Linked DNA regions of Mus musculus: regions 1, 2, 3, 5, 6 and 7 are each linked to region 4. Evidence: chromatin loops called from intact Hi-C (ENCODE). Cell type or tissue: heart. All regions are shown on one strand.

What was found. Peaks named below come from ENCODE experiments on the same cell type or tissue, not always from the same donor. Only the 100,000 strongest peaks of a DNase experiment are listed, where the experiment ranks them.
Region 1: it touches region 4 in a loop (2.7-fold over the local background); 10 of 42 quality-filtered maps call a loop at or near these places.
Region 2: a loop joins it to region 4, with 4 times the contacts of the local background. A loop is called at or near these places in 5 of 42 quality-filtered maps.
Region 3: a loop joins it to region 4, with 4 times the contacts of the local background. A loop is called at or near these places in 10 of 42 quality-filtered maps.
Region 5: it touches region 4 in a loop (2.1-fold over the local background); 5 of 42 quality-filtered maps call a loop at or near these places.
Region 6: it touches region 4 in a loop (5-fold over the local background); 22 of 42 quality-filtered maps call a loop at or near these places.
Region 7: a loop joins it to region 4, with 4 times the contacts of the local background. A loop is called at or near these places in 5 of 42 quality-filtered maps.

The regions. Positions count from the first base shown.
Region 1 is chr15:59,279,145-59,283,144 of GRCm38, reverse strand. All of the region lies in intron 2 of Gm36617 (a long non-coding RNA gene), which reads right to left. Among named protein-coding and RNA genes, the nearest start is that of Sqle, 34 kb to the left of the region's middle. In heart, a CTCF peak has its summit at 2,158 (motif pointing left); no DNase peak of the experiment used is centred here; H3K4me3 peaks cover 1,145 bases; H3K27ac peaks cover 800 bases.
Region 2 is chr15:59,052,472-59,056,471 of GRCm38, reverse strand. Mtss1 (MTSS I-BAR domain containing 1) reads left to right here. Exons shown (of 15, transcript NM_144800.2): 3 at 1,381-1,454. Among named protein-coding and RNA genes, the nearest start is that of Mtss1, 28 kb to the left of the region's middle. In heart, a CTCF peak has its summit at 1,530; DNase peaks (open chromatin) are centred at 1,421 and 3,321; H3K27ac peaks cover 3,619 bases.
Region 3 is chr15:59,289,511-59,293,510 of GRCm38, reverse strand. It overlaps Gm36617 (a long non-coding RNA gene), which reads right to left. Exons shown (of 4, transcript XR_875370.3): 4 at 1,560-1,930. Among named protein-coding and RNA genes, the nearest start is that of Sqle, 24 kb to the left of the region's middle. In heart, a CTCF peak has its summit at 1,837 (motif pointing right); a DNase peak (open chromatin) is centred at 1,830; H3K27ac peaks cover 537 bases.
Region 4 is chr15:59,202,356-59,206,355 of GRCm38, reverse strand. No RefSeq gene overlaps it. Among named protein-coding and RNA genes, the nearest start is that of Gm36617, 42 kb to the left of the region's middle. In heart, a CTCF peak has its summit at 1,853 (motif pointing right); DNase peaks (open chromatin) are centred at 685, 1,065, 1,865 and 3,845; H3K27ac peaks cover 3,469 bases.
Region 5 is chr15:59,130,218-59,134,217 of GRCm38, reverse strand. No RefSeq gene overlaps it. Among named protein-coding and RNA genes, the nearest start is that of Mtss1, 50 kb to the right of the region's middle. In heart, no CTCF peak of the experiment used is centred here; no DNase peak of the experiment used is centred here; H3K27ac peaks cover 1,425 bases.
Region 6 is chr15:58,972,310-58,976,309 of GRCm38, reverse strand. Mtss1 (MTSS I-BAR domain containing 1) reads left to right here. Exons shown (of 15, transcript NM_144800.2): 4 at 3,750-3,834. Among named protein-coding and RNA genes, the nearest start is that of Gm41330, 20 kb to the left of the region's middle. In heart, CTCF peaks have their summits at 985 and 1,784 (motif pointing left); DNase peaks (open chromatin) are centred at 429 and 839; H3K27ac peaks cover 907 bases.
Region 7 is chr15:58,948,720-58,952,719 of GRCm38, reverse strand. Mtss1 (MTSS I-BAR domain containing 1) reads left to right here. Exons shown (of 15, transcript NM_144800.2): 11 at 1,040-1,250. Among named protein-coding and RNA genes, the nearest start is that of Ndufb9, 17 kb to the right of the region's middle. In heart, a CTCF peak has its summit at 1,884 (motif pointing left); a DNase peak (open chromatin) is centred at 1,861.

The DNA.
Region 1 (4,000 bases), 77 kb before region 4:
GTCCATGTGTTTGTGTGTCTGTGTGTATGCTTATGTGTGTGTCCATGTGTCTCTCTGTGCATGTGTATTTGAGATGATGTGTATGCTTATGAGTGTGTGCACACGTGGCTGTGTGCATGTGGGGGGTCAGAGGTCAGTGTCAGGTGTCTTTCTCAACTGGCTCTTCACTGTAATTTTTGAGATAGGGTCTCTCACTAACTCTGGAGCCCCTTGATTGGCCAGCCAGTAAGTTCCAAGGATCCCCTGACTCCACTTCCATGTGGCAGTGCACACGCGGTGCATCGCTGGGCCTGGATTCGGTAAGTGCTAAGCATCCAGAGCCAGGTCCTCACGCGTGGGTGGCAAGCACGTTACTGATTCAGAATATTTCCAGCCCCTCAGGTAAAACTCTTGCACTCATCTAAGCCTCATCTCTCTCACAATGCATCGTTCTGTCTGTTGGCGTGGATACAGTAACCTCGGAGGGTGTCTGTGTATCAGGCCAGAGGCAGAGTGCCTGCCATGCTGTAGATCAGAAGTTCTCAACCTGTGGACCCGGACCCCTGGGGGGGTCAAAAGATCCTTCAGCGGGGGTCACTGAAGACCATCAGAAAACACAGATACTATGATTCATATAGTATGCGATTGTGGTTCATTACAGTAGCAAAATTAATTAAGTAGCAGACAGTAATTTTATGGTTGGGGACATCACAACCTGAGGAACTGAATTGGAGGGCCGCAGCATTAGGAATCTTGAAAAGCACTGCTGCAGACGGATGTCTTACAATTAGAAAGTGGTAGACACTATTAGAAAAAAATGGAACAAAGGGTCTCTGGCCTGACGGTAACATCACCTTGGGGTGTGTAGTCTGACCTGGGCGTGATGATTAATAATATAAGACATGGTGCTAACCTATGATTTCCTATTTATAGTCTCAGTTCCTTTCAAAGTTATGACCATATCAGAGCCAAGATTTCCCACTAATTGCAATTTTTTTTCAGAACACTTGCTTTGCTAGGAAAAATGTGACTATCCAGTGCACTGGTGCTCATATGGAGTGGGTGGGGCGGTGGGTGGAGGGCCTGGATGCTCGTGGAAAATTTCAAAGTATGGAGAGTTTGGTTTTCGTTAAGTACCTACCAGCCAGCCAGAGAAGAGGAAACAAGGTCACTTAGCTCCTTAGAGACGGATGAAGCAGGGACTCAGTTCCCACAGACGCATCTCTGAAATGCCTGCCTCGCCTCCCTGGCTCACAAGCTGTACCTCAGTGCAAACTCGCCGGCATAGCTCTTTAGCTCGTGGATCTGAACGACCTCATCCATCTGAGACTCCCCTCGGACACTGCTTATCTACTTGGGAACTCCTGGAGACAGTTGCTCGAGAGCCATTTATGGGAAGTTTGGCCAGAACCTTTAGCGGCATGGAGATGCCTGACCTTTCCAAAAATACACTCTCCACCCCTACCCTCTCCACCTTAGCATCCCAACCTTTCTTCACTTCCACCTTCTCTTTCCCTACATGCCATGCTTACCTTCTTTAACCCTACCCTGGACACCCCCACTTTCTCAATTCCTACACTCATCACCCCCACCCTAACCACCCTTACCCTCTTCACCTGTCCTCTCCATCTGCATCCTCTCCATCTGCATCCTCTCCATCTGCATCCTCTCTACCCTATCCTCTCCATTTCTAAACTATCCATCCTTACTTTTTCAAACCCTACACTCTCCATTCTTACCCCCTACACCCATAGCCTCTCCATCCTCTACTTTTTCACCCCTACACCTCCTCCACCCCACCCTCTCCACCTCTGCCATCACCATCTCTACCCTCTCCATCCCTTGGGGCATACAGTAGTTCTCTACTACAGTGTCGGGGGACCACCTTACTGAGTTGTTCGCCTGCTTTCCCATTCAGTTAGAAACTTGGTGTTAGATTTGGTGAAAGCGCCCTTCTGAGCTGGGCTTATGGACTCCTCATAGATACTAGTGAGTGAATGACTCATGTCCATGTGTGTTGTGGGGTGGCTAGACAGAAGCAGGAGTCATCCAGAAAGAAGAAACCTCACTCCCGGTGTGGAATGACCAACATCAGATTGCCCTGTAGGCAGGTCTACGGAACATTTTACTGATGATTGCCTTAGAGGGCCCATTCCACTGTGAGTGGTGCCATCCTGTGGTCGCGGGTGGCATAAGAAAGCAGGCTGAAGCCTGATGTGGTGGAGCACACACACCTTTAATCCCAGCACTCGGAAGGCAGAGGCAGGTGGATTTCTTTCTGAGTTCGAGGCCAGCCTGGTCTACAAAGTGAGTTCCAGGACAGCCAGGGCTATACAGAGAAACCCTGTCTGGAAACAAACAAACAAACCAAAAACACAAAACAAAAAAGAAAGCAAGCTGAGTAAACCACAGGGAGCAAACCAGTAAGCACCCCTCCGTGCTTCAGTTCCCGCCTCCAGGTTTTTGCTTTAACACCTGCCTTCCCTTGGTGATAGCCCCTCAAGGTGATATAAAGCCTTTCTCCCCCGAGTTACTTTTGGTCCCGGTGTTTGTGATAGAAAAAAAAAAAAAAGTAGCAAGTATAAACCCAAGAAAGTAATGCGAAGGCCTGGATCGGGGGTAATTGCTGAAATCGGAGGCAAACTGACAGGCGTTGAAAAATTAACGTGGCTGCCCAATATAGGTACAGAAGAAATAGTAATGTGTTGTTGTTGTTGCTGTTGCTGCTGTTTCAGCTGCCATTGTTTGAAGGACTCCAGATGTATCCCTTTAACAGTGAAAAAGACCATTTACTCTCAAGCGAGTCTGCAGCCTGCTGGGAGGCGGAGAACAAGAGACAAACAATAAGTAGTTCCGGTTGTGGTTTAGTGGTCTGAAGTAAACAAAAGCACCAAGGAGACAGAACAGCTGGCAAAGGTGAAGCAAGAAGACTCCGTGGGGAGGTGACATTTCAGCTGAGACCCTCAGGACTGGCCAGTGCAAATGTCCGGAGTGCGGAGACGCAGATAGGCTGGAAACTTAACAGGGGAGTCAGACCAAAGCAGGTTCACGGCATCATGGCGTGGAGAGGGAGAATGAGGCAGCCGAAGAGGTCAGATCACTGAGGACACTGACGTCAGGGAAAGAGCCTGGGGCCACTGTGTGTACACTGGGAAGCCCCCCGGGGGGGGGGGTGTTTGAGCAAAAGAATGATGCGTTCCAATTTGTGTGTTGAAAAGATCATCTGGGGCAGGAGTCAAAACCCACAGTGGGTGGAGCCCCATTTCCAGAGCCGATGGAGCATCCGATCAATTTCCAAGGAGAGTCGGGAACTAAGAGCTCCCGGCCCCGCAGGAGTGTATAAGCTTTTTGACTTCCAGGCTGGCTGATTTTGAAATCCGTATGCTCTGAGAATCCTTAGAGTTTGCAGCTCTGTTTTGGGAGTGTGGCAATAAGGTAGAGAAAAGGATAAGGAACTCTAAGGCTCAGACTAGGGGGAGGTTGCTAGCTGAGGGACAGAACACTCCCCAGGTCTCTGGGGCGCAGGGGGGGGGTGAGGGGAGGACCTGCAGGTTTGGACTTGAGAATCGGAAAGTCTTGAGAAGCAGAAAGGAAGAGAGAATGGGCGCTTTTGTATCTAATTACACCCATTTAGTTGTCTAGGCAGCCCCTTTATCACCATGCACTTTGCAGCTCAGCTCTTTCAACAGGGTCTAATTACCTTGCCTAATTACCACCTTAACGTCACTTACCACCACTCTCACTCTCTTCCCTCGGATCCCGCAAGCAGGGCCCTCTGCGGGCAGTGGGATTTTATGAGCAAGTTAAGATGCCACTGTGCAAAGCAAGCTTGGGAAAGACTGTATTCTAATAGGTATTAGTTAGGGAAGCACTTGGTACAGCAACCCACAGCCTTTAAAACACACACACACACACACAAAACTTGGGGCAGTTGTAGAATGGAAACCAATGTGAAAGCAAGCAGAGAACCATCTGAGACTCTGATCTTAATTTTTCCCGGCTCCAGAATGTGATTCTGCCA
Region 2 (4,000 bases), 150 kb after region 4:
GTCCACGGCTGGCCCATAAAATAGGGTTGATTGGCATTGAATTGAATGAGAGTAAATAAATCAAGCCAGCTTGTCAGGTATTCATCATAAGTCAGAATGAGCTATTTATAAGTCTCAGGATGTTTGATAGAGGTAACTTTTTCAATGTTTGCAGTTGATGTCAACACTTTAAAAATATGCATGAAATGTGTGCATGTGTGCATGTGTGTGTGTGTGTGTGTGTGTGTGAGTGAGTGAGTGAGTGAGAGAGAGAGGGAGGGAGGGAGGGAGGGAGGCAGGCAGGAAGGGGGAGGGAGGAAGAGAGAGGGGAGAGGGAGGAACTTTTGTTTAAAATTAAGCAGAATATATTCTTGATCTGTTAGAAACTCTCAGACCTGATTTTGAAATTTGGCTTAAAGGACCTCCTAGAAACCTCTTGTTCCACAGACACTGTTGCTGTGTTTAAGACAGACCATTTCTTTTTCTATATTCCGAACTCTAGTCTCGAGGCTTCTTCTTGTAGTGACTTTACCTTCATAGGAGGAAGGTTCAGTAGAGACTGGAGACATGTAATAAACACTTGAAGACTATATCAGTCTTCGAATTTGGTTTGAAGTCCTTGCCTGGTAGGGGACTTTTGTTGGTTTGTCATGGTTGGGATCCTGGTCATTCCTCAGTTCGTGATGTTGTAGGTCATCGAGTGCCTAGTGCGTCCATCTGGTTGTGCTTACGGGCATGGGTAAGGATTAAGGAGATTGCCAAGGCAGGAGCTAGCCTTAGTTCTCCCCAGTGTTGCTTTTAGGACTTGAGAAGATGCCTCTGAAAGAGCATCCTGTGCCTGAACAAAGCAGAACCCAGGGTTTTAGTCTTGTATGGTTGAAGATTTAGGGAGCAAGGCTGTACCTAGCTAGCACCCTGTGTCTGCAGTGGGTTGAGCTGGGCCTTGAGTCACAGTGGCAGGTCATCAGTCACTCTGGTATGAACCAGTGATCTCTAAAATGTCTTTTGACTTGTGGCCTCAGTTTTCCTTTTTTTTTTTTTTTTTGGCAGTGAAATGTTGATCTTTCTGCTCTCCAAGATTTGGTTCCCTGCCAGTTCACGTGCACATAAATTACTTTCCTACTCTCAAGCAGATGTCACCTGTGCTGTCTATACTTTAATGATACTTTCTTCTTTGGGGTAGAAACCCCTCCCTTTTATTTCTTTGCTTAAAGTTTCACTTGGTAGCTTCCACAGCCAGGCCTCCTTTGGGGTTGAGTGCTAGGGAGAGAACGCTATCTCCTGCTAGCTCTCGTCCCTGGAGGGTTCTGCTTGCTGCGGATCGGAGGCTTTAGCCCAAGAGCTGAGATGAATTTGCCAGGGAGACATTCCTCACGCTTTTGTTATCTGTTTGCATTTCAGGACAACAGTAGTAGCAGCAGCTGCCTTCTTGGACGCCTTTCAGAAAGTGGCTGACATGGCCACCAACACACGTGGTGAGCAGATGGGAGGCTGCCTTCCAGCACTGACTGGATCCAGCACGTGGGCTCTCTCTCTCCCCCGGGCGGCTTCCCGAGAAGATACGGCTCGAGTTATCAGAGCCTGGCTGACTCACAGTTTTCATATATTTTTAACTCCGTGGGGTTGCACACATTAGAAGTTGTAACTAGTTCCCCAGATAGTGAAGTGTGTGTGAAGACTAGACAAGAAAGGAAGGGAGCCACTGTTCCTTCATGAGGCGGCTTGCTGTGGGTGTAACTCGAGGGATACGCTTAGTATAGAGCCTCGAGCTGCACCTTTGTCTTGCTGTGACTCCTCCAGCAGGTTGCCTTAGGCTCTCCCATGGTACCTCCTGGAACGGGAAGTCCTGGAGATGATGATGTGGCTACTGTCCTGGGTTCTCCACAAACAAGGAATCCTTTTATGATAGGCCCAGTATCTCGAGGGCCGTAACTGTCTCTCTGTCCCCAGTCTTAGGCTGCAGACCCTGTGAACAAGAGACAGAGTCCTGATGATACCCCACTAGACAGAGTGTCCAGAGCCTAACTGATATTTAAAATATGCTTATGAAAGCAGTGACCAGAAGGTGAAATCTTTTGAAAAGATTTCATGGTTTCAGAGAATCCCAGGAATATTCGTGACATGTGAGAGGTGCCAGAAGAAAGTGGATAGTGTAGGCCCACCTTCCTCTCAGTCCCATACAACCACTCTGTCTGCCTGCTCCTTGTCTGGTCATGCTGGGCTCCCTCGTTACCTGCATAGCTGTGAACCTGCTCTAACTTTGGGTGTTTAGTGCAAAGCTGAGGCTCCTTCCCATACCTCCAGTGGTTCATCACAACCGGCGGTGGGCACTTAATTAAATATTTATAGATTGAGACTCCAGCTCCTTTTGTTGCAGGACTGTCACGGGACCACAAGAGCCAATATGCCTCCCCCTTGTCCCCAAAAGGCACACCGTTGAGTAGGGAGACTGAGATGTGTAAATAAAGAGTGCCTGTGCAGAAATAGTATGTGTGGTAAGGTAATAGCCGAAGCTCACAGCACCAGGGGAATATCGGAAAGTGAGCAATTAACCTGGTGCCAGGGAATCAGGGACATTTTCCCAGGGGAAGTACCATTTCTCCTCCTTTCTGAGACGCCAACCGCATCCCAAAAACATTCCCATGGAAATACGACCGTGACGTCAAGCATCAGACTTCCTTAACCTGGTTTGTCTGTGTGGTGAAGGTACTAACTAACCCATGTAATTTTGAAATGCCTTTAAAATGACTTAGCTTAGATGTACCTGTTGTAGAACCTTGGGGAACCTGGATTCTAAAGGAGCTTAACATGCAAACCGATGTTTGCTGTTGTGAAAATGTGACTGACTGTCCATCCGTGTGGTGTCTCTCCTTCCCCCCTCAGCCGTGTCTGGAACTGTCAGTCATACATGCGTTATCTACTTTGTGCAAGTGCCGTGGTGTGTGTGGAGGCCAGAAGCCAGCTTGCAGGAGTTGGTTCTCTTGTTTCTAACGAGTGGGTCCCATCTTTGGCAGCAGCCGAAATTACCTGCTGAGCCTTCTCTTTTTTGAGACAGTCTTAAGTAGCCAAGACTGAGTGCCTTTGAAGGCATCTGAGGATGGCCTTGAACTTCCGGTCTTCCTGCTTCTGCCTCCTGGGTGCTGGGATGACCACTGTGAGCCTCCTGCCCAGCGTGGGATTACATTCTCAAGGATCTAGAATTCAGAGCATGTTTTTAGACTTTCCTGTTAAATTACTGGGTGGGTCCTGAAGGGGCAGCAGGAAGGGTGACCCCGATTGTCTATAATTTCCTGTGGGAAGAACCTGTGGTTTTGAAGAGGCTGCTCCCAGAGTCCCTCTTGGGGGGGCGGGGAGGGGATTGGAGGGCCTGGAAATTCTCATGCTTCCAGGGGAGGGGAAACGGCAACTGTTGGAAGAGAAGCAGGAAGAGGCTCTCAGTGGAGGTAATGGGTCAGAGCCAGGCTTGGGGGCTGGGGAGGTGGGGATGTCTGCTGCTGTCGGCCTGTGTGTCACTGTGAACAGACTCCTGTGTGATGTATCTTTAAGACATTTGGTTTCAGGTTGTTTTTGCAGTACAGTTTAGAATCCAAAGTGTGGTTGCTTTCTTTTATTGGATGTGGGAACCTGTATGCCTTAAAGAATATATGGCTGATATGAGCTGTTTCCATGGTGATGGTATGAGAAACTTGGAAGTACTCCTTATTCCAACAATTTAATTTAGTAAAAAAAAAAAATTGTACTCTTTACAAAAAAAAAAAAAATCTAAAAACTGCATTTAGCCTTGCCCCTCTTAGAGATTAGGTTTAATGTCCTTGGTAATCATTTTTGTCACCCTCAGTGTGTATGTGATTCTGCATACGCCTCCTCAGATGGCCACTCCTGGGAAACGTTGAAGCCCCTTGGCTTCTGCTCCACACTACGGTACCGATACCGTTCCTCGCCGTCGCCTGTAGATGCGCCTCGCTGTGTCTAGTAGACAAATGGACTTCCAGTGCCTGGATAGAGCGAGTTCTAATTATTA
Region 3 (4,000 bases), 87 kb before region 4:
GTGAAAGTCCCTGGGCAGAGCATATACAAACCATCACATTCCACTCCCTGGCTTGTTCAAACATGAGTCTTTGGGGCTCATACCTAAACATAGCATAATAAAAATACATTGATTCTAACTTACAAAGCCCCTATAGTCTATAGCAGTCTCAACTGTTAAAAGCCCAAAGTTCAAGGTCCTGTCTGAGATTCATCCAATCACTTAATCCCCAAAGCAAAAGATAGGAAACCAGCTGGGCAACTCCAAACTCTGCATCTCCACGTCTGATGTCAAAGCGGTCTTCAGATCTCCAACTCTTTTTTTCCATTTTTGTTGACTGCAACCAACTTCTTTCTCCCAGGCTGGTTCCACTCCGTTAGCAGCTTTCCTCAGCAGATAGCCCACGACTCTGGCATCTTCAATGTAACTTCAATGTTACAGCTTCTTGTTTCAGTGTTTGGGATCCACACATGATCTTCTGAGCTCCTCCAAAGGGCTTGCTTCACTTCTCCAGCTCTGCCCTCTGTAGCACTCTAAGCTCAGGTTGATCCACTCCACTACTGCTGCTGTTCTTAGTGATCATCCCATTATACTGGCATCTCCACTATGCTAGGGTCTTCTGCTGCAACTGGGCTTCACCAATAGCCTCTCATAGGCTTGCTTCATAATGCCAAACCTCAAATCCTTTGCATGACACCTTCAATCCTACACTGGGGCATCGAGCCTCCATACGACCAAGAGCCTCCTCTCCCATTGATGCCAGATAAGGCAGGTCTGCCATCCAAATATTCAGGAGGTAGAGGCAGGAGGATTATGAGTTTGAAGTCATCAAGGTCACCAAGATACTGTCTTAGAGAGGAAGAAAGGAAGAAAGAAAGAAAGAAAGAAAGAAAGAAAGAAAGAAAGAAAGAAAGAGGAAGGAAGGAAGGAAGGAAATATATATTGAGTCAGAGCTTTCTAAAGGGACTAAAGCACTACAAATAAAAAAATTGTTTTCTAGCATAGGAAAAATAGCCAGAGTATGAATAAGGTTAAAGAGCAAACCACTAGCTGGCTTAGAAACAAAACACAGACAAGGGGTTTAAACTAGTGTCTGGAATACAACTAGGAGAACAATTTAATAAAAAAGCACGAACAGAGAATTATTCTCTATTCTCTATTGTTCTGCAAATAATGCTGAAACTCTGGGACAATTTCTATCCTCAGATAAACAGAGATTTGAAAAGCACAACCACATGCAGTTTTGGCCAGACCTTGGGCGGGGCGGGGGGGGGGGGCCCACAGTGCGGGAAGGAACAAAACACATTTTCTTACCAAAATCCCAACTTTTTTCCCCCTTTGCTATAGCAATTCAGCTTCTACAGAAAACTCTTCAGACATTCATGTGAAAAAGTTCTGTCCCCAGGTGGAAAGTTCTTGAAACAAATCACTAAGTGGGCAAAGTGGACTATGGCAAATTTGATGTATTGCTAGTATTCTGTTATGGGAGAATTGAGACAGATTCCGAATCTATATTCCTTATTTGTTGCATGTGGAATAAATACCAGCATTTACATGTTGGGTATAAGATATGGCAGATATAGATGGTGGCAAGCCATGATCAGTATTTATTCCTTGCTCAAAACCACGTCAACAGTAGTTTCAATCAAAGGTCCCTGAGTTTTAGAGGACCTCACATGGCTACCCCATTTACTGGATCCGAGTATTCACATGACCAGTGAGATTTTCAGGATGATTTAACTGCTTGGCTGTGGGAAGTCCATGGAGCAGAGTCTAATCTTGAGCTTCTCTCCTGTTTGCTTGGAGAGCCGCTTTGCTTAGTGATCTTAGCTGCAAAGGATTCTACACTGTGTCAGCAGGTGGCTCCAGAGGCAGCTGTTTGTAAGATGGCAACAAAATGAAAGCAGTGTTGCAGAGCAAGCTGACTGCTTAATCTCATGGTCTACAAACACTAGAAAAAAACAAAAGCAATATTGTGTAAATGCTATGTAACTCAGACAAACCTGGAAGTAATAGAGGATTATGGCCACAGATACTCTCTAATGTGAGTCACATTATATAACTACAATTATGTAATTATGTGAAGTGTGTATTATATGTATTGGGAGAGAAAAAACGTGTGCAAGAATGAGAGGGGCGAAAGGAGAGAAGGAGGGAGGGAGGGGAGAGAGAGGTTTAGAGGGCAGAGGAGAAGGTTAAATTTTCTAATAAATTTATTAGTCTCAAATGTTCTCAACCTAGCACCCATCCACTACATGCCAATCTCCTGCCAGATGTCAAAAGACCAAGACTGGACAGTCCTGATGATGTGCAGGAAAATTCTAACTCTTGGTACCATACAGGTCTCTACACAAAGTCAGGTCTTTATACACAGACCTGGGAGAGGTGGGCACTGAGAGTGTCCTTTCCCCTTATAATCAACCACTCACAAAATTGACCTCACCTCCTAGGAGTCCATTTGCCTTGGTCAGCCCCAACCTCATGTCACACCCAGGTTAACCTCACTTCACACCCAGGTTATGGTGGAGGATGTGGGAGGAGCAAGACTATTTTTTCGGGATAGCATTTGAAACATAAATGAAGTAAATACCTAATAAAAAAATTGGAAAGAAAAAAAAATAAAGGCATGCACCACTAACCTGGCCCCCTCCTGTGGCGTTTTGTCACAGTAGCACTAGAAAACTAAGAAAGGAACAGAAATAGGAATACCCCTCAGAAGTGCAATATAGTTGCTTTTGCATGTTTCAGAAATGACCAGCACCAATGGTGCCTAGAGTCTGGCCAGGGTTCCTCACTGTGCAATCTGGACGAGTCTTAAGAAAAGGATACCCACCCTATTCCAACAGTCTTTATGAGACATAGTCCAGGCTTATCAACAGCAAGGCTCTGAGGCCCATTCAAGTTTCCATGTGTTTATAAAGTTCGCATTTGGCCTCACTTCACCTGAGATATACCATGCCTAACTTATCACAGAGAGGTGACCACAAAGGGACAGATTTGGGTGATATTTAGTTTCTGCTGTTCAAAAGTCAGATTTGGCTACAAGATACTAATGGCATCCTTGGAAAACATATTGCCTGAAGTCCTCCGGCATGTTGAGGGCTTGGAGCTCAGTCAAAGGGTTCTTCCTAGGGGAGATAGTGCAGGAAGTGGGTCTGGGGTGGACAAGGCTTTGGCTGAAGGTGAAGAACTTTACATTTTTAAACATAACTCTGAGAGGGAGGAACCGTTGGCTCCATTTTCCTTTCATTACTATCTTGCCTAAAAATTACACTCCAGCCACCTACTATCTGACATTGCATCTTAGATTAGTTGTGTGTGTGTGTCTGTCTGTCTGTCTGAGTACATGTGTGCTATGCATATGTGTGAGGATATACTTGCTGTGAATATGAACCTGTGTGAAGATCACAAGTCAGTATCTAGAGCCCAGCGTGTTTTCCTGGGTCACTCATTCTCTCTGTTGGATTGGCAAGATGAGCTGGCTGTTTGCCTCCAATCACTTTACTGGCTGGTCTTGTAATACCAACTTGACACAAGTTGGAATTATCACAGAGAAAGGAGCCTCCCTTGAGTGTGTGGGGCAATGGGCTATGCACAGACAGCTTGGTCTCCAGTCGAGTTGGGAGGTGGAACCCCGGTAGAACATGATGGATGGTAATTCCCACCTACATGGGACAGTAGGTGTTCCCTCATGTCTCCTGGACCCTGGCTCCTGTCAAAGTTACTGTCCCCACAGCCCCCACAGGAGAGGCTCATGGCTTTCAGTCATGTACACAACGTCCCAAGCTTCTGACCTTCAGTCTAGACTCCTCCCAGTTACCTAGCAACAGCAAGATAACAGCCCACTATAAGAGGGGCTATTTAGCCCCTCCTCACTCTCTTCCTCTCTCTTTTGTACTCTCTAGCCTTTCTTCTCTCTCTCTCCTTTTCCCCCTTCTCTCCTCTTGGCCATGGCCGGTCTCTCCCTCTTTCTACCTTCTCTCTTTCCCCCTGCCTTTCTACAATAAAGCTCTAAAACCAT
Region 4 (4,000 bases):
GCCTGACACAGGTGGCTGTTCATAACAGGTACTATAAATAATGAATAACCGTAGATAGAGAGAATTCCCCAAGTACAAACTGTAGTTGCATGGAGTTGCTGGGTTAAAGGCCAATGGACTTGTACTTTTTAATAACAACTGTTAAATTGTACATTATAAAAATTACATTAACTTACACTCTGGCCAAATGCGTATAAAAGGTATGTTTCAGAATTTTAAAAATTGGAACCATACTTGCACATATATCCTTTTGTTGACCTACTATGTGACAAGCATATGCTAATTATTATCTTGTTTAATGTAACCTTTCGGTATAGTTGTAATTGGTCCCATCCTCAGAGTGGAAATCTGAGATTCATCGTTGATGGCAGAAAATAAAAGAAAGGGGAACATTTGCTCCTTCTATGGCCCCTACTGGTCTTCGTATTTCATCCAGAAGTCAAGAAACAGACGTGGCACTGGTCGGAGCTTGGTCGTAGAACACTCTCAAGGTTGTGCACAACCCTGGGTGCAGCCTGACCTGGATAGAGTCCTTGTCCTGAGAAACACCATCCTCTACGGAGCACTTCATTCTGCCAGACACATCACCCTGACAAATCCTCACATGTCCCACGACACAGGCTCTGTTATCACCTTCCATTTTCAGGAATGAGAAACTCTGAGGCTGGCACGATAAGTGCCTCTGGGTCAAGGTTACCCAAAGCATAATCAACAGTCCCAGGCTTGATCCCAAGCTGGCTACAGCAACCCACCCTTTTCCTAACCCACATGGAGGTCACAGCCTAGAAGCTTCCAGAACACAAAGACCTTGGCAGTCATCTATAAGACATCAAATTTATGATTGAGGAAAATGGAGAGCCAGAAGAGGAGGGAAAAGCCTGTTTAGTGGCTGCCCTGGACAGATTCCCTTCTCCTGATCCCCAGACAGTACCTTTTTATTCAAACATTGCTGTCATTTACATTTATGTGCCTGGGACAGCCTCAGCCCTGACCATGACAGAGTGTGACATCTGTTCTGTCCCAGACAGTGGCACAACAACAGACGTGCCGGATACAAGTCACAAGTCAGCTAGAACACCACTTGCCAGGGGGCCTGTTGTCTACCTGGTCGGTTCTAGCCAAGGTTCAGAGAGCCTGGCTTCTTGAGTTACCATTCCTATGCACTTCCTGCCACTTGTATACTGACAACTGAAGCTGGCATGACACCCACATCTGCTGGGTGCCAATCACTATGATTAAGTTTGTTGCTCCACATACTCCTACCTAACCACAGCTAGCAGCTCAGGGAGGTTAAGTGACTTGTCAGATGGGACAGTCAGTGAGGGGCAGACCTGAGTTCCTAACCTAAATATTTTTATGATTAGGTTGATCCCCGACTTTTTAAAAAATTTATTATTATACATAAGTACACTGTAGCTGTCTTCAGACACACCAGAAGAGGGCATCAGATCCCATTGCAGATGGTTGAAAGCCACCATGTGGTTGCTGGATTTGAACTCAGGATCTTTGGAAAAGCGGTCAGTGCTCCTAACCGCATAGCCATCTCTCCAGCCCCCAATCCCCGACTTTTTAGGAGCAGGATGGCACAGTGGTTAGGAGGTCGTCTTTGAAGTTACAGGAACTGATTCTCCCACTTATTTGATGAACATGGATCAATTCCAGCTTTCAAAAGCTTAAAGATATCCCTTAACCAAGGACATATTTACACTTGGGATAATGACACCATTACTTACAAGAGCCCAAAGACGAAGCTCCCCGGTGGCAATCTACAGAGGCATGGAGGGACAAAGTGTCCTTTACCTCCATTTGTTATAGTTTGGATAAGTGTTCCTTAACAAGGACAGTGTGCTGAAAGTCAGTCGCCAGCTGGTGGCACTGTTTTCGAAGGTTCTGGGAGGTGCCTGGCTGGGAGAAATGAGTCATTAAGGAGCTGAGTTTGGGGGCTATGTCTCATCCTAGATTAATATCTGTCTCTCCCTCTATCCCTATCCACCCCACCACCACCATGTCCTCCTGTTTGCCATGTGCTGAGTAGCTTCTGTCACGTGTCACCACTGCGTTCTGCCATTTTCCAAATCTAGCGGAGCTGAGGGCTACCGTCTGAAATTCTCTTCCTGGTGTTGTTTATGTGGGATAGTTTATCACACCGGCGCAAAAGCAAATACACCATACAAAGAACAAAAAACAGAGCGAAACGAGGATGGAATTTGAGAACATCACACTGAATGAAACCAGACACACAGGCACGCACGCATGAGAGACATTACTAACCTAACCCCATCTACATAAGGTCTGTCAACCTCTCTGAGACAGAGAGCAGGATGGGGGCTGTGAGGAGTGAGGAGAAGCAGCGTGGGAGTTATGGCATGGGTGTGGCGGTCCAGGTTGTTAGACAAAGGGAACTGTGTAAATGTTATGGCTGTGGTCATCAACAGTGAGAGCCGCTTTAATGCCACAGACATCTGAAAGTGATTCAAGAGGCAAGTTTGATGGTAGCTATATCTTATCAAAATTGTTTTTAGAAGGAAAAAAAATCATGTCTGTTTTGAAGAGCTGTGAAAAATTAAGAGACCGTGTTCATCGGGGCTTAACCCTCAGTGGGCACACCCACGGGCTGAAGCCGTGTTCCTGCCATCAGTAGCTGCTGGATCTGCAGAGACATCCTGGAGTCCTCTGTCTCCCAGGCAGGGGGGCGAGGGGGAAGTGCCTGTCCTCTTCCATCCTTCACTGGATGTTTGTGAGCCACAAATGAAATCCTGTGTGTGAAAATGCTTATAAACTGTTAGAAAGGAAAAGAAAACAGCGAAGCTCCTGATGGAGGTGTGATCACCGCATCTCCTCGCTAGCTGGGCCTTCCCTGTCTTCCCCCCTTTTACACCTTGTATTTACCCCGTCTGCGAGTGTCTGTCCCAGCTTGCTTGCACTCAAGGGGTGATTCCTTCGGGTCTCTCTCCTCTTCATCTGTCTGTGGAGTCGCCAGTGAAAACTTTGCTTCCTTACAGGTTTCTAGAACCCAATGCAGCACCCGCACCCTCCAAGGGGAGCGCCATTCATTTCTGCTGACATCAGCATAGTCTAAGAGACTTGAACATCCCTTCAGATAATTCTAGCCGAAGACCCGAGGAAAGCAGCTCAATTCTGCTTTGTGGAGTGGAGTCCCCTTCCAGGCCTGAACAGCCCAAAGTGTGTAACTGCCCAGTCCCAGACAAACACAGGCTCTTCGAGTTAGTGAGCATTGCCCTCTGGGGAATCAAAGGAAGGGGAAGAAGGGACAATTCTAGGCCTCTGAGGAAGAGGAGGAGGAGGAGGAGGAGGAGGAGGAGGAGAAGGAGAAGGAGGGGACTTTGGGACACAAGCAGCCTCATTGTATCCAACGGTTTTCATTACTCGTTTGAACTCCTATGGAGTTTCTCAGGCTTATTTGAGAATCTAACTCGGCTATCTGAACTGGAAAAAGAAAAAGAAAAAGGAATAAAACCCCTGCCCTGTGGGAGTAGACCTGGCTGCTGGGTGGGCTGTGGAACCTGTTTGTTCACACAACAGACAGGGAGCCCAAGGAGATGGGCTGGCCTGAGGTCTCTGAGGGAGTCTCCAACCTGGAACCCCGGCTCCGGAGGCCCCCAGGTGAAGGAAAGGCTGAGTGCTGGGGAGACTGGAGGAGCAATCACAGGTTCTCCTGGGTAGCAGGGTGGCTACCTCTCGAACCAAGCTTGCCCTTCTGACTCCAGATCAGAAGTACCACCGCCTCTGTGTCATCCATCCTTCCTTCTGACTCACAGTAACTCTGCCGCATGTCCTACAGAAGGGAGTGCTGATCCACCACGGAAAAGAGGAAGAGAATGTGCTGAGATGACATGAGGAGCTTTCTTACTCAAAGGAACACGCTTAGTCAGACTGTCACGGATCCACGAAGGACTTTCTCCTCAGGGGAGGAAAAGAAAATAGCGGCCACCGCCCTTCCCATTCACAGTGCGGTCTGTGCAGGAGCTCAGCGCACCTC
Region 5 (4,000 bases), 72 kb after region 4:
AGAGCTTGCCCCGGCACATGCTGGCCCCACAACCCCACATCAGCACTGTCTCCCATCAGTCACGGAAGCCCACCCTGTCGCAATCCCACCACTAAAGGCCCCGCCCCCGTGACCCCACTAAAGGCCCCGCCCCTGTGACCCCCGCCTTAAGCTACTATTTTTATTTAGGAATATATATATGACTATATATATATATATATATATATATAAAAAGAGTGTGTGTGTGTGTGAGTGTGTGTGTCTGTGTGTGTATATGTGTGTGTGTGAGTGTGTGTATGTGTGAGTGTGTGTGTGTGTGTGAGTGTGAGTGTGTGTGTGTATGTGTGTGTATGTATGAGTGTGTGAGTGTGTGTGTATATATATGCTGGATGTAGGTTCTGAGCAACTGGCCTCTTGTCCTCTGGAAGAGGAGCAAGTGCTCTGAAGTGCTAAGCCATCTAAACATGCTCTAGCCCCAAACATGTTTTTTTTTTTTTTTCTTGTGCTGGTGACTGAAGCTTGGGCCTGCAAGGCAAGCACACAGCTCAGCCACATCTTGGCCCCTGAAATACCCATCTCTACGTCATCTCCACATTCCTCTTCCCACTTTCGACTACACCAGATGCCAGCTCTCCATCCAGCCATGCTTTTTCTCAACCCCTAAACTTTAAGTATGTCACTGTTTGGAGACTGAGTTCAGTTGCTTCTAAGCTCTGTTGGGTAGATCACAGCTGCACAGAACCCCAGCTCCAGAGAACTCTAATGCCTCTGGCTCCTTTGAGGCTCTATTAACAAATGCACATACCCACACACAGTTATACACACAATCACAGAACTCAAAGCAATATGAAAAAATACTTAAACATGTATTTGTTCCCAAAGCAGACATTAAGGGCTAAGGATCAAACCATGGTCTATGGGCGTGATGGGTAATTTTAGTTATCAGCTTGACTGGTCTGAGGGATGCCCAGATGGATGCTGAAAGACTATTTGTAGATGTGTCTGTGAGGGTGTTTCTAGACAAGCTCTGCTTCTTTGTTGAAACAGGGAGTGTAGCCAGTACTAGCTTTGAACTCAATGAGTAGCTGAGGTTGGTCTTCAACTCCTGAACTCCTTGCCTCCATTTCCTGAAGGGTGGAATTATGGGGCTGTACAACACACCTGGCTAAGATGCCCATTTGCATCCATACACTGGTAAAGATCTCCCTCCACCACAGTGGGTAGGCACCATTCATTCTACTGAGGGTTTAGAACAAAGAGGTGGCAGAGAGTAGATTTCATCTCTATATGCACTGAGTAATCTATCTTTTGCTGCCTGCCAACTCCAGTGGCCCTGGTTTTCTGGTCAGTGAGCTCAGTCTGGAACTTATTTCTGTTTGTTTTTTGTCACTCGACGAAGTCCTGACTGTCCTAGAATTCTATGTGTTGACCAGGCTGACCTCAAACTCACAGAGATCCTCCTGCCTCTGCATCCCATGTGCTAGACTGGAACTTAACGATGTGTTCTCTGTGTCTCAGCCTGAAGGCTTAGACTGAAGCTACGTCATAGCTTTCAAGTGCTTCTAGCTGAAGGTGACAGATCATGGGGCTTCTCCTACATGTGAGGCACTCTCATAAGTCTCTAATTACATGTACCCTATTGGTTCTGTTTCCCTGGAAATCCTCAGTAACACAGCAGCCTTCCCCTTTCTCACACATGCACTGTGGACATGAAATTAAGGCAGCAGACCCTCTACACCAACGATTCTCAACCTTCCCAATGCTGTGACCTTTTAATAGAGTTTTTCATGTTCTAGTGACCCCCAAGCACAAAGTTATTTTGTTGCTATTTATAGCTGTAATTTTGCTACTGTTAAAAATCATAATGTAAATATCTTATATGCAGTATATCTGATATGCAACCTCCAAAGGGGTCATGACCTACAGGTTGATAACTGCTGTTCTACAACATCTTCTAACACACACACACACACACACACACACACACACACACACACACACGACAGTAAACTAAATAAACCACATAATGTGTCCACAGTTCCTGACACAGTAGAATGTCAAAAAGTGTTTCTTTCTCATCTTATTATGTCTTATATTATAGTGTGTAGCCAATGCTCTATTTCTATAACTGTTACTATATTCAATACTATTTCTAGAGTACGAAGTCCTAACTAGAAACTGGGGCGATAGCTTAGTTAGTAAAGCATTCGCCTTAGAAGCATGAGACCTTGAGCTAAAGTTCCAGAACGTAAAAATGCCAGACATAGAGGCACATGCTAGAACTCACAGCACTGGAGAGGCTGGGACCAGTGAGCCCTAGGCCTAATTGGTGAGTTCTAAACCAGTGTATACTGACTTTATCTTAAAAAAACAAGCTGGGTCTCTGACTGCCACTCACATGCACTCCTGTGTACACCTGCACCCCTACACACACACACACACACACACACACACACACACACACACACTCACAAATACACAAAGAAGGAAAATCCAAACAGGAGTCTTGTTTCTGCATTACTTACATCTTATACACTACTACGTCTTAGTACTTCACACACAGTCAATATTTAATAAATATGCATTGGGTTGGGATGAGGTCAATAGTTAATAAATATGCATTGGGTCCAAATGAGGTCAATACATAATAAATATGCATTGAGTTTGGATGAGATCAAAGGCAAATCATTGTGAATTCACTCTTGACCTAAATTCAGTAGGTGAATGTATGTGGAGCTGGACAGATAGCTCAGTGGTTAGGGGAACTTGTTGCACTTGCCAAGGACCCAAGTTCAGTCCCCATCACACACATTGTGGCTCACAAACCCCGTAACTCTGCTCTTGGAGATCAATACTCTCTTCTGACCTCGATAGGTACCAAGCACACGTGTGTCGCACATACATATGTGGCAGGCAAAACACTTATACACATGAATAAATCTATAAAGAAAGGCACATGTTTTCTGTAATAAACTAATCAAGGAGGTACAAAGAAACCAGGAAGTGAGGGTTGGGGCTTTGAGACTTGAATTTTCCATTCTCCAACTGCGGGATTCTGGAATGGCCATTTGCTGCCTGTCAAAACTTTGAATCCTGTGTCTTTGAAGGAAGCTATTTATAGAACTTACCTCAGAGTCTCTGGGGGAAGAACAAACGAGCTTGTACAAGGCGTGGACAGCCCTTCATCACAACTATTTATGATTTTTGTGGTTGTAAGAGAAGACAATGATGATAGACAGAATTAAAGTTACCGAGGAAAGACCTGATGTGTATCTAACTCGATCATAGTCTTTAAATTCCTTAAGAGTGTTCTTTCATCATAGCACTTGTTGAAAATGCGATTGTTTAATTCAAAGAGAAATATTTTAATATAATAAATAAGGAGAGAGATGCTGGGCTTGCTTTGAACATCAATATGCATCATCTTAAGTTCTATAAACAGTAATATCCTGCAGTTGGGATGCCAAGACTGTGTCACCTTTCAATTACGAGTGTCCCATCTGAGCCTCTGCACATGTAACCTGCAAAATAGAAAAGTCATTTTTGAGGACTTCATGGCTATGATTTTGTGCCCTCAGAGTACAAATGTAATAGATAAAAGACATTTTAAGTGATTCCTTTTTGCATTAAAACTATAAAGTCAGGAAAAGAGATACACCAGCAGGTTTTTCTATCACTCCGGCAATAGGAAACAAAGCATCAATTCCGCTGTACTCTTGCTGGGAGCCGCCAAAGGAAAATCTGGGTAGAGACAGTTCAAAAGCATTAGAGAAATGCAAAGCCGTGTCTTGACTTAATCTGCCTAGCAGAGAATAGAGTTTGCATAAATAAGGTCCCAGGCAGCAAGAATTTAATGGGTCTGGACTCAGGAATCAAAGGCATGCAGAGAAGGTCTGAGGCTTTGAGCTTGACCCACCCATGACTTGGACAAAGGGCCAGGAGCAATAATAAGGCAGTGTGGGGAACAAGAGGCCACCATGGATCTGTGCCTAATGCTCTTCTGTGTGTCTAGCCTCGCTGG
Region 6 (4,000 bases), 230 kb after region 4:
AGAGAGAGAGAGAGAGAGAGAGAGAGAGAGAGAGAGAGAATTTGAGTTTAAGTTCGTATGTGTGAGTGTGTGCCTTGGTCTGTTGTGGGTGTGGTGGCACTGCTTTTAATCCCCTCTAAGGATAAGGAGCTCATTGGTCAGCCTCCTGGTTCAGTGAAAGACCTTATGTCAAAAAATTAAAAAAAAATAATACAGAAAACAAATTGAGAAAGATGCAAGTCTCTTGTGTTCACACACGTATCCCTAAGGAATAAAGCAAACAAACAAACAAACAACCCAAATGAATTGTTGGTCCAGCCTCCAAATAACAAATATTCCCTCATTCAAGAAGTAAGGTCTTGTCCACCCTTGCAGGGTGGCCAGGTGTCTAAACCAGCCATGTGTAATGCCATAAATCCTCCCATTGTCAGGTTGGCCCTCTTCCAGATGTCTCCTCTGACTCTGTAGCTCCAGCCAGTTTCCTCCAATTCAAACCTGCTGAGGTCAGGAAAGCATCAGCTGTTGCTAAGCACTTAACAGAAAGGTCTGTTTTTAGGGTGACCCACACATGCCAGTATCAGCAACACTGGGTTATGGGGTCCATAGGGAATGTCCTCTGCCTCCTGCCCCTGTGCCAGTTACACAGATACTGCTGGTAGGAAGTTTTCTTAATGTCTTTTCATTTCCTGGCCTCTCTGTGGCTCCCTGTGCTGAGGCACAGTGGTGGGCACAGGCGTTACGTTCAGAAACTGCATGGAATCGGCCCATAGCTTGATTGCTTCTGTTAGGCACTGAAATAGTAGGACAGAAAAGATGGAAAAATGGAGCGCAGGGCCTGGCTGTCAGCACGGTCCTTTCCAACCCCTCATCTCTCCTCAAGGACACGGAAGTGGCAGTGGCGGTTGGCCCTGAGGAAGAGAGTCACACCACCTGGCTCTCTGCACTCCCATTTAGCACCTCGTAGACTTCTAGACTCAAGAACCAAACTCTCAGAGCCGGCTGAACAAACACCACCCCCTACAGTAGCTGTTAGATGAGGACTTCGGGCGTCCTCTGGGCCCTGCCGTCTTTTTAGTTGTCGACTATCTGAAGTATCACATAGCTGACTACAGCTGAATGCACATACCCGGACGATTCCTCCTGCTTCAGTGGCATTAACTAATCCTGTAACCTTGGGCAGGTTGTTTAAAGTACTTACTTCTCCCGTCTCCGAAATGGGCACCGCAGTGTTGTCAACACAACTGAGAATATTGTGAGGACTGACTGATTTAATATGTGAAAAGTACTTAGACGCTCTAAGCAGCACCCAAGTGACACATAATTCTATTTTTAAATAGCTGTATCCTATTCGGTTGGGTGTCTGTGCCCCACGGTTCATTTAACTAGATGATTATAATGGGATTTGTGAGGTGGTAAACATTTCCATCATTGTCCTCCCAGGTAAGGATTCGCCGTTTTTCTTCATTATTTCCTCAGATTAAGTTCTTAGTATATGAGTTGCTGGGTCCAGGAGAGGATGCTATTTTTAGGGCCTTTCTTGATAGCTGCTGATTTCCCCCCAGGAAAGCCTTAGTCTGCCTTCCTTGCAGCGGGGAATAAGCGGGCCAATATCCTGTGTAGTCACGTTATTAACTTTTAATCAAATGAAGGAGCAGGGAAAAGAGATCTTTTCCTGGGGGATAAAGCGGTCCTCATTCCTCACCTTTGTTCACAAGGAATAAAAAAAAAAAAAAAAAAAACACGCTAAAAACAGGCAGATAGGAAGACAGCTGGAGTATGTGAGAATAGCGCCCTCTCGTGGTAATCCCTGGGAAGGCACAAACACTTTGTAGAATGCCAGGTGGTTTTGTTTGTTTGTTTGTATTTTTGTCTGTTTTTTTTTTTTCCCCGGGGGTGCGGTAGGGTGGAGTGGGGATGGGTGACGGGTTGAATGTATCTGACACTGGACTTGAACTTGCTATATAGTTGAAGAAGACTGAATTTTTGACTCTCTAGCATCTATCTCTTGAGTGTGAGGAGTATAGGTGTGTGCTACTATGGTCGTTTCATGGCGCCCAAATGTGTCATAACATGCTAGGCAAGCACTTTCCTGACCGGCCTCCATCCTCAGCAACCCAAGGCACTAGTTAGATGTCAGACCAGCCTTGGGTTCACATTTGGGTTTTTTGCTGCAGCTTTTACAGCAACGGTTAGCAGGGAAGTGTAACTTTTATTCTTCTGGGAAAATCTGGAGGTAATTTTCAGTACTCAAGTCTGAGTATTGGATGGGGGTCCTGCTACTGACTCTGTGTGGGCCCAGACCTACATGTTGTTGACTGAATGGACTGGGTGAGCTCCCTGAAAATGTAGCCTCGTGTGTGTGTGTGTGTGTGTGTGTGTGTGTGAACAGTGTCTCACTATGTCTTCCTGGCAAGTCCAGAGCTTGCTGTGTAGACCAGGCTGGCCTGCAGCTCACAGGATCTGCTGCCCTCTGCCTCCAAAGTGGAAATGCTACCCATTCATTCATTCATTCATTCATTCAGATTTGGTTAGCCCCAGCTGGCTTTGAACTCACAGTGGCTGTGGTGGCTTTGAACCCCTTGCCTCTGCCTCCCGGGCTCTTTGAGTGAATGACTTGTGCCGCCGTGCTCAGCCGAACTATTACTACTTAGTAGTCACTACTTTACCGTCATTTGCTTGTCATGAGCTCAGAGCTTGCAGAATAAAATGGAAACCGAGGGGGGCTGAACCAACAGACAAACATTTCTGTAGAGAAGATAGAACAACATGTAGCATGTGTCATGTCATGGGTGTACACATATAATGTCATGGATTTTCATAAGAGTGGTTTCCCCTCCCTGGTGATTTGGTTAATTGTGTCTTAAGTTCCTGTGGCTTTCTCTTGCTGCCCAGAGAATAGTGTTTTATTTGACACTTACCCAGTTTCACAAGCTTTGCATGTGTGTTTTCCTAACATCATTGACTGTGCCTTCCAGGGTCCTTATGCAATTCTGATCTGAGGTTACAATCCATTCTCCACACATCCCAATAGATTCTGATTCAAGAATTTTTCCAGAAGTGGGGAGGGACAGAAGGCCTTAAAAACTAATCTGGGGAAGGGTGCGGTGCGCCCGAAGGGAAGGCATGCAGAGAATCTTGGGAAAATCAAAACATGCCTTAGCTCCCTCCCACACGTGTGGAACTCTAAGATCTAGGTCACCAGTGTCCAATGAGAAAATATACCATGACTTTATATTACCCTAGAATTGCACGGACCCTGAAATAATGAACCACAGTGGTCCTTAGCTCTTCCAAAACAGCTTTGAGGGTCGTTTGGGCAGATGGGGTGGGATGGGGTCAGGGATTTTTGGTCATCTTTCATGAACAATAATTGTGAGTGTGTGCGTGCATGTGTGCGTTAGACAAAATCTCCAGGAGTCCTTTTCCTCCACCATGTGTTGAATTCAGGTCACTGGCCTTGATTTCTGACTCACAACCAAAAGTACAAAATGAACGGGGACTCTCAGAATAGGAAACATTACATAGGACTGTAGTACACACACCACGTGACATCGTGTGTTTGCATATGCACACATGTGCAATGGGAAGTTCTGAAGGCAGCATCTCAGGTTGGCGACGTCACGTGAGTGTGCTTGGTCTTGGACTCGTGTGTTTGCATATGCACACATGTGCAATGGGAAGTTCTGAAGGCAGCATCTTAGGTTGGTGGCGTCACGTGAGTGTGCTTGGTTTGGGACTCCTGCTGATCTGGGCCTCCTTTGCTTTGCCAGGTGGTACCCGGGAGATCGGCTCAGCTCTCACCAGAATGTGCATGCGGCACCGGAGCATCGAGGCCAAGCTGAGGCAGTTCTCCAGGTGACGAGCATCCCCTGCCCTGTCCCAGAGGGTTAGGTTAGGGACGCGGTGATGTGGCATGCTCCCCTTTACAGCACCAGTCTCCCAGTAGTGTTTAAGCCCTTACAACCCATTCTTTCCCCTGCTGTTCAGTCAGCTGCTGTGTGCTAGGGATGGCTCCAGTACT
Region 7 (4,000 bases), 250 kb after region 4:
CACTGACAGGAGCTGGCTGGAGTGCCTTTCGGTCCCCAAATGCCATCTTCTGGCTAAAAATCGTAGCATTTATCCCCCCACGGCTGTTTGCTCCCCCTGCTGTGCTCACCTGTGTGTGACAGATCCCTGTGTGTGACAGATCCCTGTGTGTGACAGATCCCTGCAAGGCGTCTTAGCATCGACCAGCCACAGCCACACACGTTTGCAAACCCTGAGGCTTCCCCAGGCTTGCCAGGCTACATCCCCCCAAGGGGTTTTGTAACTGCCCTGCACGTTTTAGCTCTGCTTGCTTGCAGGTAGAGCACCTCCAGGGTCAGAGCCATTACCCTACTTCCTGCTTATTGGTTCACCGTAGAAGTAAGCAGCTTAGCACTGACTGGCTCTCCTCACCGAAAGCTGCCCATGCTGCTACACCCAGCCACACATGGTTTAACAGGGAAATGCCCACGAAGGAGTAGAGCCAGTGGTCAACTCACCATACATAGCGCTTGCACTCAGTCCCGTCCACCACCACCACCACTACCCCCGCCGCCCCCCATCCCCTCCCCCTCCGAGTTGATTGGCCGATGTACTTTGGTGGATGGAATCCACTTAGGATGGGATCCATCTTAAGCATAGGGTACCTGCCAGTGCTGTTTAGCTGTGTGGCCTCTGGTCATCTGGATCCAGGTAGTCTACCCAAGGATGTGAGACCATGTCCCTGCTTTGGACTTAGCGGTTTCTTGCTGCAGGCAGAAGAGTTCGCCCCCACTTCTTTCTTTATATCTCAAGTGTTTGTTCCCCAGTTTTGTTGGTAGGTGGCACAGTAGAGTTGGGCCTCATTGCTTTTTTTTTTTTTTTTTTTTTTGGTAAAAAGTATAGGCTCTTGCATGCTAAGACTGCCACGTAGTAGCCTCAGAGACCCGAAACCTAGCTCTCTTGCTGTTTGCCTAAAAGAACCTCTCGCTCACCAGCCCGATTGGGTCTTGGATAACATGTCCTGAGTTTGTATGCTTCTCCGGGGCAAGGAGCTGACGTTTCCTTGTGCTTTTCCCAACAGCAGCCTGAACAGCGTCAACAGCAGTGACTCCCGGTCCAGTGGCTCCCACTCGCACTCGCCCAGCTCGCATTACCGGTACCGCAGCTCTAACCTGGCCCAGCAGGCCCCCGTGAGGCTGTCCAGCGTGTCCTCCCACGACTCAGGATTCATATCCCAGGACGCCTTCCAGTCCAAGTCACCCTCTCCCATGCCACCTGAAGCTGCCAACCAGGTAAGGACGCCCTTCACCCAGAGAGCAGCAGGCACCCAGGGAGCCCTGACCACTGCTGATGGGTCATTTAAAAGAGACCCCCCCCCAAAGGGAGAGATCCTCTAAGTTGGGCTGGAAGCCTGTCTCAGCATCAGCAGTAGTTAAAAATACTGTGTTGGTTGGGTAAGCTATCACTTCTAAGTAGGTAGCCTCAAAGAGACTGCGTCTCTCCCCTGCATCCTTGTAGTACCTAAGTTGGTGTGACATTATGCTCCACAATGGGGACACCTCCTCTTCATGTCATCTCAGGTTTTTCCCCAGGGACAGAGACTCTATTGGTGAACAGTGATAACCCAAACCCTCAGTTCCAGTGAGAATGGCTTGTTAGAGCCCCCGTGGGTAACTCTGTTGGCACTTTGACCCCTTGAGGAGGAAAGATGTGTAATCTCTCCATGTACCATAGTTTGGATGACACTCACCGAGCTAGACCAGGTCTCTTGTGTGTGTTGGTGGTGTATACAACCCTTGGGGTGCCTGTTTCTTAGGGCCAGTTTGTCAGCTTTGGCTCCACACTTGTTAATTAATTAGCACAGTGTACCCAATGCTAGGACATGATTGGTGCCACCATCTATTGGGGCCCATCTCTAGCGCCACCTGCTGGAAGGCAGAGGAGTGTGGGGAGGCTGAGCCAGAGAACCTGGTTGCTCAGCCAAGGTTAGCAAGTGCAGAACCTCATATTTCAGAGCTCTTCAGCATTATTTAGCCATGTGAGCCTTTCCCCTCATTTTCCCCCTTTAGAGATGCGATTTCCCACAGAAAAACTCTGGCCTGAGCGAGCTTGGCCTGAGCGAGCTGCATTTACTTTCAGTATGTTTGTCTCAGCCAGGGTGCCTTGGCTTGGCACCCAGGGCCTCCATCCCTCTAATGTGCTCACTAAGCCATGCCTGCTGTGCTCCTACCAATCCGAATGTGGTCAGAAGGAGGGCAGAACTATTGTCTCCTTAAAGGTCACCTAGTGTGCAGTCTAGCTCTCTCTGTTTCTGATGGATTGAGAACTAACACAGTCTCGTACCCTGATAACCCTTGCTGAAACTGCAAAGCCTTTCTCTCTTCTCATGCCGCTGTTAGTGGCCCAAGCACAATTTATGCCCCAGTGATGTCTGGGGGAGCAAAAGATAGTAAATTGGGGGGGGGGGTCGGTCTCTGAGGTCTGAAAGCTTGTACTTACCTGGCTAGTTTCCAAGAGTAGGCTAGGGGAAGTGCCTGACACTCAAGCCAAGTTTGGATTTTCAACACTTACCAGGGTGGAGTGACACATGCCTCTCACCTCAGTGAACACTGGGAGGCTGCGGACGGGTGATCCCCTTGCTGGGTAGTTAATGAGGCCAATCAGTGGTTTCTGGGTTTAGTGAGAGACCTTGTCTCAAAGAAGCAGGGGGACAGGAGAAAAGGACACTAACACTAACCTCTGGCTGCTTCACACACAGCAGTAGGCTTTCTGTTTGTTTGTTTGTTACTGGATGTGGAACCCAGGGTCTGTTCTCTCTCTCTCTCTCTCTCTCTCTCTCTCTCTCTCTCTCTCTCTCTCTCTCCCCTCCCCCAACCCCCCTCTAATAAGCTCTTTGTATGTTTTGTTGGAGCTAGGTGTGGAACACACACGCACACACACACACACACACACACACACACACTCACAGAGGTGGGGGGTGCACACGCGCATACACACCAGTAGGCTCTCTGTATGTTTTGTTGGTGCTGGGTATGGAATCCAGAGTCTCTCACAGGCATGTGACCAACCATTGTCTTACATCCCCAGCCTTAGGATAGTTATAAGCCAAAGGATGCAGCAGAATTTAAAAGGGAATTATTCCTTTTCAGACAGCACAGCTGCTTGCAATCAAGTAAAGAGGAACTTGTAAGACATTTCCCAAATCGTACCAGCCAGAGGGCTCCACCTCCCCTCTGAGATAGGAGAGGGATAGAAACATGAATCTGGCGTCCTTGACGGTTGATCCAGGCACTCATAGTGCTGAAGGACCCGGTTTACTTAATCAAAATGGAGTTAAGCTAGAGTTTGTAGCTAACAGTGAGGGACTTGGAGTAAGGAGCCTGGTGTCATGAAGTAGAGAGGGCTAATGGGGAGTGGTGTGGGCTTTTGAAACCTCAGAGCCTGTCCCCAGTGACATTCCCTGTAGCAAGGGCATATTTCCTAATCCTTCACAAGCTGTTTTGCCAACTGTAGACCAAGTATTCCAATATATTAACCCACAGGACCCCTTCTCATTAAAACCACCACACTAGGCCACAGAGTTGAGGCGGCATACCAGTGACCATAAAGGCAGAGTCCCTACTACAGCAGAGTGTCAGAAGGCCAGCCACGGGGCAGGGGACTGTCAGGCACCTGGGCTTAGTGGCATCAGCACTGGCACCCGTTCCCCACATCTGGTCCTCTCCAGATGCCTCATCCTGTGGTGGAAAAATATAGACTCATAACCAGGCTTCCCTGCTCAGAATCTCCCAAGTCACTGTCTAGACAGAGAACCTCAACTCTCTCCTTAAGATGGGAGGTGCCACAGAAGCTGTGCTAGACCCAATAAGAAGCTAGGAATTAGAGCTACCATTCAGCCACTGCTTGCCTAGGGACAGTTTTGTGCAATGTACAATACCTATGGATCTATGAGGCCCGTCCCGGGTCCTTGTAGTATATTGTCGTATGCCCAAGGGCACAGAGCTTGCGGAGAGGCCCAGTGTGATGATCTGGCGTCACTCTA